Linked DNA regions of Homo sapiens: region 1 is linked to region 2. The links are chromatin loops, found by intact Hi-C in ENCODE. Cell type or tissue: CD14-positive monocyte. All regions are shown on one strand. Each heading gives the region's core, and the rest is flanking DNA. Links, peaks and the distances in the headings are about the cores only. Region 1 holds the start of IL3RA (interleukin 3 receptor subunit alpha). Region 2 overlaps P2RY8 (P2Y receptor family member 8).

Region 1 (5,372 bases), core at 49-5,048, 170 kb after region 2:
CAGAGGGACCGCAGCCCACCTCCAAGGCAACAGGCAATCTCTAGAGTCTCCTTTCGGACAGAGCCTGTGTTCAGCTCATGGGCTCACCACACACAGTCACACTTGCCTGTAGGGGCTGTGGTCCAGGAAGATGCCTGAGTCAGAACGTTGGGAAATCTGTGCTCTTAACATTTATTGATTAATATTTTCATTGGCCAGGCGCGGTGGCTCACGCCTATAATCCCAGCACTTTGGGAGGCTGAGGGGGGTGGATTGCTTGAGGTCAGGAGTTCGAGACCAGCCTGACCAACATACAAAACATACTAAACATACAAAATCTCTACTACTCTACTAAACATACAAAGTCTCTACTAAACATACAAAAATTAGCCAGGCGTAGTTGCGGGTGCCTGTAGTCCCAGCTACTCAGGAGGCTGAGGCAGGAGAATTGCTTGAACCCGGGAGGTGGAGGTTGCAGTGAGCTGAGATCGCGCCACTGCACTCCAGCCTGGGCGACAGAGCGAGACTCTGTCTCAAAAAAAACCACCACTTCTATCTTCTAGAACATTGTCACGACCCCAAAAGGAGACTCCAGACCCATTAAAGACCCGTCCTTCCTCTTCCCCAGCCTGTGGCAACCACTCATCCACTTTCTGTCTCTGTGGATTTGCCTGTATCTGGACATAGGGAATAAATGGAATCATACAGACACTATGTATCTTTTTGTATCTGGCCTCTCTCAGGAAGCATGATGTCCTCAGCATTCACCCACATTGCCACCTGTGGCAGAGCCTCGTTCCTTTTCATGGCTGTGTAATATTCCACCGTGTGGCTGGACCACATTATATTTCTCCATTCATCTATAGATGGGTATGAGGACTCTCTCCACCTCTTGGCTAGTGTGAATAAAGCTGCTTATTCCTTTTCATGGCTGTGTAATATTCCACCGTGTGGCTGGACCACATTATATTTCTCCATTCATCTATAGATGGGGTATGAGGGCTGTCTCCACCTCTTGGCTATTGTGAATAAAGCTGCTTGTTCCTTTTCATGGCTGTGTAATATTCCACTGTGTGGATGGACATTATATTTTTCCATTCATCTATAGATGGGTATGAGGGCTGTCTCCACCTCTTGGCTATTGTGAATAAAGCTGCTTGTTCCTTTTCATGGCTGTGTAATATTCCACTGTGTGGATGGACATTATATTTCTCCCTTCATCTATAGATGGGGGTATGAGGGCTGTCTCCACCTCTTGGCTATTGTGAATAAAGCTGCTTGTTCCTTTTCATGGCTGTATAATATTCCACTGTGTGTCTGGACCACATTATATTTCTCCATTCATCTATAGATGGGTACGAGGGCTGTCTCCACCTCTTGGCTATTGTGAATAAAGCTGCTTGTTCCTTTTCATGGCTGTATAATATTCCACTGTGTGGCTGGACCACATTATATTTCTCCATTCATCTATAGATGGGTATGAGGGCTGTCTCCACCTCTTGGCTATTGTGAATAAAGCTGCTTGTTCCTTTTCATGGCTGTGTAATATTCCACTGTGTGGCTGGACCACATTATATTTATCCATTCGTCTATAGATGGGTATGAGGGCTGTCTCCACCTCTTGGCTATTGTGAATAAAGCTGCTTGTTCCTTTTCATGGCTGTGTAATATTCCACCGTGTGGCTGGACCACATTATATTTATCCATTCGTCTATAGATGGGTATGAGGGCTGTCTCCACCTCTTGGCTATTGTGAATAAAGCTGCTTGTTCCTTTTCATGGCTGCGTAATATTCCACTGTGTGGATGGACATTATATTTTTCCATTCATCTATAGATGGGTACGAGGGCTGTCTCCACCTCTTGGCTACTGTGAATAAAGCTGCTAGGAGGGACCTGAGGTTTCACCAGCCATCTGGAACATTCTGAGTCCCGCCAGCCTTTGAAAACCACTGAGAAACACTACAAGCAGGCTGGGGTCCCAGCCCCAAAAGCGGCTCCCCGGCTGGCAGTCAGCTCGCCCTGGGCGTGAGCTCATTGACTAACTGAACCAGCGCTTTCTAATAAACAGAGAACTCTAGCCATGTGTAGGTGTGTACATTTTCTAGCAAGCACACAGAAAAAGCAGAAAGCACTGTCAAATTACTCCTAATGCTATCACCTTTATAAACCCAAGGCATCTAACATGCTATGATGGCTTCAGCGTCCGATCCACTTACAAAAGGGTGAATGAGATCGCAAACATACTTCTCTGGTACCGGGTCATTCTATGTGTGGTGTGGTGCCCACACGGACAGCAGGTCTCAGCAGAAACCTGTTACATGCCAATGCCCCGTGTCTGCCAGCTTGGATTTGGGAACCCACAGTCCACCGCCTCCCCTGCCTGCCCTCTTTTTCCCTCATCCCACCCTGGAGGGGGGACCTTACCTTAAATGGAGATCAAAGTACTGTGTGGAAGAAACAGCCTTCGTGGTTCCAGTTGAGAAGATCTGGGGTGTCCTGATCCTAGGATGTTTCTGATATCTTCCCGTGTGCGCTGAAAGCAGCTTTCCCCGAAGAGAAACCGAAGGTTGTACTCCCCGATTGAGCTGTTTTATAACCTCCAGCTGGGGCCCCACCCCTGAAACTCAGACCCAATAAGGATCTGGCAGTGGGGAGGGGTGGGGGCTGTCAGAGACCCCCTTCTCTCCCACGGGCTGGGATCCTGGGGTCAGCAGCTTCGTAACCATGAACCTGACTTTCCTTGAAAGAAAGACTCTTTCTTTGAAAATTATCATGTTCCCGTTCTCATTTTTTTTTTTTTCTGCAAGTGTTTCTGTTTGCTATAATTAGAATTCTTGCTGGCTATACAGGCAGGGTTGGGCAACTTCCTGACATAGTAAATTCAGCCTTGGAGGCGTGAACGCTGGTGTCCAGGGGCTCCTGCCTGTGTTTCCTCCCTGTCTCGTGGGAAACAGCACCCAGACAGGGAGGTGGCCCCCGGTCTCAGATGACAGATCTTATTAAAGATATGTTAGTGGCCGGGTGCGGTGGCTCACGCCTGTCATCCCAGCACTTTGGGAGGCCGAGGCGGGCAGATCACTTGAGGTCAAGAGATTGAGACCAGCCTGGCCAACATGGTGAAACCCCGTCTCTATTAAAAATACAAAAATTAGCCCAGCGTGGTGGTGAGCACCTGTAATCCCAGCTACTCGGGAGGCTGAGACAGGAGAATCGCTTGAACCTGGGAGGCGGAGGAGGTTACAGTGAACCGAGATCGCGCCACTGCACTCCAGCCTGGGCGACAGAGCAAGACTCGGTCTCAAAAAAAAAAAAAAGATATCTTAGTGGTCAGGGGTGGTGGCTCACACCTGTCATCCCAGCACTTTGGGAGGCCGATGAGGGCGGATCACCTGAGGTCAGGAGTTTGAGACCATCTGGCCAACATGGTGGAAGCCCGTCTCTAGTAAAAATTTAAAAATTAGCCAGGCGTGGTGGCAGGTGCCTGTAATCCCAGCTTCTCTGGAGGCTGAGGCAGGAGAATAGTTTGAACCTGGGAGAGAGGTTACAGTGAGCCAGGATGGCGCCAGTGCCCTCCAGCCTGGGTGATAGAGCAAGACTCCGTCTCAAAAAAAAAAAAAAAAAGATATCTTAGTGGTCAGGTGCGGTGGTTCACACCTGTCATCCCAGCACTTTGGGAGGCCGAGGAGGGTGGATCACCCTGAGGTCAGGAGTTCGAGACCATTCTGACCAACATGGTGAAACCCCGTCTCTAGTAAAAAGAAAAAAGTTAGCCAGGCGTGGTGGTGGGTGCCTATAATCCCAGCTTCTCCGGAGGCTGAGGCAGGAGAATCATTTGAACCTGGGAGGCGGAGGTTACAGTGAGCCAGGATGGCGCCACTGCACTCCAGCCTGGGAAATAGAACGAGACTCCGTCTCAAAAAAAAAAAAAAAAATCTTAGTGGTCAGGCGCGGTGGCTCGCACCTGTCATCCCAGCACTTTGGGAGGCTGAGGCGGGTAGATCACCTGAGGGCAGGAGTTCAAGATCAGCCTGGACAACATGGTGAAACCCCGTCTCTAGTAAAAATTTAAAAATTAGCCAGGCGTGGTGGCAGGTGCCTGTAATCCCAGCTTCTCCCAAGGCTGAGGCAGGAGAATCACTTAAACCCGGCAGGCGGAGGTCACAGTGAGCCGAGATCACACCACTGCACTCCAGCCTGGTGACAAGAGCAAACTCTGTCTCAACAGAAAACAAACAAACAAAAACCCTTAGTAAAGTCCAGCCCTGAATGGGGCACTCACCAACCTGTCCCGGGCTTCTCTTTCCAACGCTGAAATCTGTTATTTCTGTTTACTCAGCACGCGCACTCCCAGACAGCCCTTCCCTTCCCTCTGAATGTATCAACTCTTCTCTGGTTCTCGGCACCCTTCCCAAATTCCACCCCAACCTCAGCCCTTCCCCAGAGCCTCCACCTTGCAGCCCGGCTCCTGTTTTTTTTTTTTTTTTTCTTTGAGACGGAGTCTCGCTTTGCTTGCTCTGTCATCCAGGCTGGAGTGCAATGGTGCGATCTCGGCTCCCTGCAACCTCTGCCCCAGGTTCAAGCGATTCTCCTGCCTCGGCCTCCCAAGTAGCTGGGATTACGGGCACCTGCCACCACGCCCGGCTAATTTTTAAATTTTTACTAGAGACGGGGTTTCACCATGTTGGCCAGATGGTCTCGAACTCCTGACCTCAGGTGATCCACCCTCGTTGGCCTCCCAAAGTGGTGGGATGACAGGCGTGAGCCACCGCACCTGACCACTAAGATATCTTTTTTTTTTTTTTTTTTTTTTTTTTCTGAGATGGAGTCTTGCTCTATCACCCAGGCTGGAGTGCAGTGGCGCGATCTCAGCTCTCCGCAACCTGAGCCTCCCAGGTTCAAGCGATTCTCCTGCCTCAGCCTCCCGAGTAGCTGGGATGACAGGTGCCCGTCACCACACCCAGAAAAGGAAGTTTGAAATGATGGGGTTGTAAATGTGATGTCAACTCATGGCTAACCGCTTCCTTATTTTTTTTTAACTGGATATATTTAACGTACAAACAAGATGTTTTGATACAGAATTAACTCTTAGGCAATGTGCAGGTTACAGACACTGCCACCTCGTGCACTCAAAAATCCAAATACAGGGCGGGGCCCAGTGGCTCACGCCTGTAATCCCAGCTCTGTGGGAGGCCAAGGTGGGTGCATCACCTGAGGTCAGGGGTTCAAGACCAGCCTGACCAACATGGCGAAACTCCATTTCTACTAAAAATACAAAAATGACCCAGGCACGGTGGTACATGCCTGTCATCCCAGCTACTCAGGAGGCTGAGGCAGCAGAATCGCTTGAACCCAGGAGGTGGAGGTTGCAGTGAGCTGAAATCACGCCACTGC
Region 2 (5,372 bases), core at 257-5,256:
CAGCTGACTGCCTGCAGCTCTGCCAGCCCCTGGGGCTTTCCATGGTTTTAGAGACACTCAGCAATACTGCCAGAACATCAGAGTCTGTTGTGAGGAATCTTATGTGACCTGCCCTAGGCCATTGCTGGATTTTTCCCCCAAACCCACAGGGCGTCGGGGGGACAGGGGCATCGTGATGAGAGGTCATCAGGCACACGCCATACGGGGTGAAAGAGGTGGGGGAGGCGGCAGGGAGGTCTCCTGAGGGATGGCGGTGTGGGTCCCGCCTGGTCCCGCCCGGCTGCAAAGACGTGGGGTGTGTGTTGAGTGCCAGACGGGGCTGGCTTGATTCAGGCGTGCCTTTACATGTTATCAGCCGTGGGTCTGACCACGGCCATGCCATGACCTAATAGCTAACCTCAATTTCCTCTTCTGTCAAGTGAGAAAAACCTTTACTTTCCCTCCCGTCACCACAGGGGTAGTGTACCCAGAAGCAGGCTCAAACTCAACATGAAGCTACTCATGAATGTGGCAGGGAGACATGGGAAGTCAGGCAGGGGGGCGGAAATCGCGCGTCGCCAACAGGAGGGGCCGGCACGTGGGGACTCCGCCGGGTGCTGTGACCGGGTGCCGTCACGGCCCCGAGCCTCAGTTTAGCAATCCACACAACAGGTATGTCGCCAGTACTGCAGGGACTCATGAGCTACCCCAGCTCCGAACCACCGTCGGCGGTCACCGGGGATATGAGCGACAGCTTTTCTGGCTCAGTGATGATTTTCAGCTAGGAAGGCTTGGGTGGGGTCCTGGCGTGTCTCCCGGGACAACTCCTCATCCAACGAGAGATGAGGTTGACTATTTCCAGGACTCAGGAAGTAGTGGGTGCTGACTGACAGGTGTTCAAGGACAATGTGGAATGTCAGGTCTCATCTCGTCCGGTGAAATCTAGGGGACTTCATCTTGGACACGCACAGAGAGAGCAAGTGAGGACGCCTGCCCTGATCATGCCTCTGAACTTAGACCCTCCTTGCTTCGCTCAGAGGCAGCTGGGGGTGTTGCATGTACGCAAGGGCTTCGGGAGGCTTTTGGAAACAGTAGACCACGGAACTTTGGGGCCCATGAGGACTCCGATTTGAACAAACAGGGACCTGATACCTTGAGACTTGACCAGGTCTGAGTTATTCTTGGTGGCCAGCTCCTAGGACCCCTGAATCCATGGACTCCTAGGACCCGTCCATTGCCTACAGAAATGAAAATGGCCAGAAAGTGGCCGGGCGCGGTGGCTCACGCCTGTCATCCCAGCACTTTGGGAGGCCTAGGTGGGCGGATCACGAGGTCAGGAGATCGAGACCATCCTGGCTAACACGGTGAAACCCCGTCTCTACTAAAAATACAAAAATTAGCCGGGCGTGGTGGCGGGTGCCTGTAATCCCAGGTACTCGGGAGGCTGAGGCAGAAGAATCACTTCAACCAGGGAGGCAGAGGTTGTAGTGAGCCAAGATTGCGCCACTGCACTCCAGCCTGGGCGACAGAGCAAGACTCCATCTCAAAAAAAAAAAAAGAAAGAAAGAAAGTGGCCAGCAAGTGACAAACGTCCAAAATGTCCAGGGTCCCTCTGAGTCACGGAGCTCATGGTGATGTCGTCAAGATTCTGGTCAACGTGGTAGATACATCTTTACATCCAAACACCTCTCTCTCTCCTCTGCCTTCTTTCTTTCCTGGACTCCTGATACCCCCAGCTCAGGGCTGAAAAGGAAGCATTTTCTCAATGGAAAGGACAAAGAGGCAGTCTTCTCTCAGAAGAGACATCTCCATCTATAGCCTGGTGGGCCACACCAGTTCTGTCTAGAAGGACACAAACTTCTGTCTTCTTTTGTCTACCCAATTAGCCTCCTGGCTCATCTTAGAAGGGGAAGGGCACAGGGGAGCATGTTTTAAGAAGGAAATTAAGCATCAGGCATGGTGGCTCACACCCGTCATCCCAGCAGTTTGGGAGGCTCAGGCAGGCGGGTCGTCTAAGGTCAGGAGTTCGAGACCAGCCTGGCCAACATGGCAAAACCCCGTCTCTACTAAAAATACAAAAATTAGCCAGGTGTGGTGGCGGGTGCCTATAATCCCAGCTACTAGGGAGGCTGAGGCAGGAGAATCACTTGAACCCGGGAGGCGGAGCTTGCAGTGAGCCAAGACTGTGCCACTGCACTCCAGCCTGGGTGACGGAGTGTGACTCTGTGTCAAAAAAAAAAAAAAAAAAAAAAAGAAGAAAGAAATTAAGATGCTTTGTTCAATGTAAAAAAGATATTCTTTTGTTACAAAGTTTAGAAATGGGAAATGATTTTTAAAAATGCAATACTCAAGGAATTTTACACAGGGGTAGAAATGGAAACTCTACTTGCAAGTCCTCCTCCTGGATTCTTTTGTTTTTTGTTTTTTGTGTTTTATTGTTTGTTTGTTTTTGAGACGCAGTCTTGCTCTGTCGCCCAAGCTGGAGTGCAATGGCGCCATGTCGGCTCACTGCAACCTCCGCCTCCCTGGTTCAAGCGATTCTCCTGCCTCAGCCTCCCGAGTAGCTGGGATGACAGGCGCCCGCCACCACACCCAGCTAAGTTTTATATTTTGAGTAGAGATGGAGTTTCACCATGTTGGCCAGGCTGGTCTCCAACTCCTGACCTCAGGTGATCGACCCGCCTCGGCCTCCCAGAAGGCTTTTTGTATCTTCCGAAGCTAGTGGATAATATTCTGAAATTGTTGATGAGACACCTAGCTTCATCTTCAGTTGTCTGCAGACACTCATCCAGTGCCTCCATGTGGAGTGGTTCCATTTTTCAGCCCTGTCCTTGCTGGCCACGAGGAAACTCAGTCCATGGACACTATCTGTGGTCATTAAGACGCCAAGGCCAACGGAAAGGCCGGTGACGAGGCCCTCTGTTGCTTCCTTCTCAGAAAGATAAAGATCTGCTTTCCACAGTCTCATCCGTTTTTGTGATGGGCAAGTGGCCAGAGTACCACGTCAGTCACAGAAACCCAGCTCAGGTCCTCTGAGACGCCCTGATTCACGTTTCCAATTTGAGGTTGAGCATGAGATTTTCTTCCTTTTTTTTTTTTTTTTGAGACAGAGTCTCTCTCTGTCACCCAGGCTGGAGTGCAGTGGTACGATCTCGGCTCACTGCAACCTCTGCCTCCCGGGTTCACGCCATTCTCCTGCCTCAGCCTCCCAAGTAGCTGGGACTACAGGCGCCTGCCACCACGCCCGGCTAATTTATTTTTGTATTTTTTTTAGTAGAGACAGGGTTTCACCGTGTTAGCCAGGATGGTCTCGATCTCCTGACCTTGTGATCCACCCGCCTCGGCTTCCCAAAGTGCTGGGATGACAGGCGTGAGCCACCACGCCTGGCCAATGCCCGGCTAATTTTTGTATTATTAGTAGAGACAGGGTTTCAGCATGTTGGCCAGGCTGGCCTCGAACTCCTGACCTCAGGTGATCCGCCCGCATCAGCCTCCCAAAGTGCTGGGATTACAGGCGTGAGCCACAACACCCGACCTAATTTTGTATTTTTAGTAGAGATGGGATTTCACCATGTTGGCCAGGCTGGTCTCAAACTCCTAACCTCAAGTGATCCACCTGCCTCAGACTCCCAAAATGCTGGGATGACAGGCATGAGCCACTGCACCCAGCCTGATCAGTTTTGACCACAGAGAACATTTCAACAGAGGGAAGTTTCCAGCACGTGGGATCCTTATGGTAGCAGGAAGTGAAACCTATGTTTAAATTTCAACACATGAACTGTTTTGCTGTCATGAGGTGGACAGGGTCACCACTAAAAGGCTTTCAAATCCAGGTCTACATCACATCAGGAGGCAATAAGATTGAAACAGAAGCTTCAAGGGGGGCAAAGAAGCATGTGGAATTCCCAAATCTTTTTTTTTTTTTGACACAGAGTCTTGGTCTGTTGCCCAGGCTGGAGTGCAGTGGCGCCATCTCGGCTCACCGCAACCTCCGCCTCCCGGGTTCCAGCGATTCTCCTGCCTCAGCCTCCCGAGTAGCTGGGACTACAGGCGCCTGCAACTACGCCCAGCTAATTTTTGTATTTTTAGTAGAGACGGGGTTTCATCATATTGGACAGGCTGGTCTCGAATTCCTGACCTCATGATCCGCCCGCCTCGGCCTCCCAAAGTGCTGGGATTACAGGCGTGAGCCACCACGTCCAGCAGAATTCCCAAATCTTTAAAGACAGTTCCTTTACAGGTTATTTAAGTGGATAATTGCCTGTAAAACACCAACATGATTACAGTCTATTCAGTTCCTCCAGAACAGCGACAAAGCAGCTGTGTTTGGTTTTTCTTGTTTTTTGTTTTGTTTGAGACTAAGTCTCACCCAGGCTGGAGTACAGTGGCATGATCTCAGCTCACTGCAACCTCTGCCTCCCGGGTTCAAGTGATTCTCCTGCCTCAGCCTCCTGATTAGCTGGGACTACAGGTGCCTGCCACCATGCCCAGCTAATTTTTGTATTTTTAGCAGAGACGGGGTTTTGCCACATTGGCCAGGCTGTTCTCGAACTCCTGACCTCAGATGATCCACCCGCCTCGGCCTCCCAAAGTGCTGGGATTACAGGTGTGAGCCACCACACCTGGCTAATTTTTGTATTTTTAGTAGAGACGGGGTTTACCACGTTGGCCAGGCTGGTCTCGAACTCCTGACCTCAGGTGATCTGCTCGCCCTGGCCTCCCGAAGTGCTGGGATGACAGGTGTGAACCACTACGCCCAGCTGGCAGTTGTATTTTAAGTAACAAAGCTCGTGGCATGTCAGAAAGTGCCTGCATCTTTCAAACTTGTTCAGTAGTAACATTAAAATTATTTTAGGGGTGCAGAGACAAAGCCATTTCTGTGAGTCCCCTGAGGCTGACACAAAAAATGCCACAAACTGGGGAGTTCGACAACAGGAATTTACTTTCTTACAGTTCCGGGGGCCAGAAGTCTGAGATCAAAATGTCTCAGGTCCGTGCTCCCTCAAGGAGCTCTAGGGGAGGGTCCTTCCTGTCTCTCCCAGCTCCTGGGGGCTCCAGGCATCCCTGGGCTTGTGGCCGCGTCATTCCAGGCTCTGTCTCCGTCTCCACGTGGCCTTCTCCTCTGTGTCTGCGTCTCCTCTTCTGTCTTTTACCAGGGCACCTGTCATTGGATTTAGGGCCCAGCCTAATCCAGGAGTATCTCATCTTGAGATCCTTAACTCATTAAATCTGCAAAGTTCTTATTTCCAAATAAGGTCTCATTCCAGGTTCTGGGCTCTAGGATATGGACATATCTTTCCAGGATCCGCTGTTCAACCCATTACAATTGGATCCAGTTCCCTCCGGAGGCTCCTTCCTGTCTCTCCCAGCTCCTGGGGGCTCCAGGCATCCCT

What was found. Hi-C counts contacts between places; a loop is a spot of excess contacts. Peaks named below come from ENCODE experiments on the same cell type or tissue, not always from the same donor. Only the 100,000 strongest peaks of a DNase experiment are listed, where the experiment ranks them.
Region 1: a loop joins it to region 2, with 3.0 times the contacts of the local background. A loop is called at or near these places in 1 of 110 quality-filtered maps.

What each region holds. Positions count from the first base shown.
Region 1 is chrX:1,333,960-1,339,331 of GRCh38, reverse strand. It overlaps IL3RA (interleukin 3 receptor subunit alpha), which reads right to left and starts at 2,547. Exons shown (of 12, transcript NM_002183.4): 1 at 2,406-2,547. It overlaps LOC101928032 (a long non-coding RNA gene), which reads left to right. Exons shown (of 8, transcript XR_007068376.1): 8 at 1,816-2,058. In CD14-positive monocyte, for the core only: no CTCF peak of the experiment used is centred there; DNase peaks (open chromatin) are centred at 111, 2,891 and 4,991; H3K4me3 peaks cover 1,976 bases; H3K27ac peaks cover 2,699 bases.
Region 2 is chrX:1,502,848-1,508,219 of GRCh38, reverse strand. All of the region lies in intron 1 of P2RY8 (P2Y receptor family member 8), which reads left to right. Among named protein-coding and RNA genes, the nearest start is that of P2RY8, 32 kb to the left of the region's middle. In CD14-positive monocyte, for the core only: no CTCF peak of the experiment used is centred there; DNase peaks (open chromatin) are centred at 409, 1,599, 2,959 and 3,699; H3K4me3 peaks cover 1,174 bases; H3K27ac peaks cover 4,837 bases.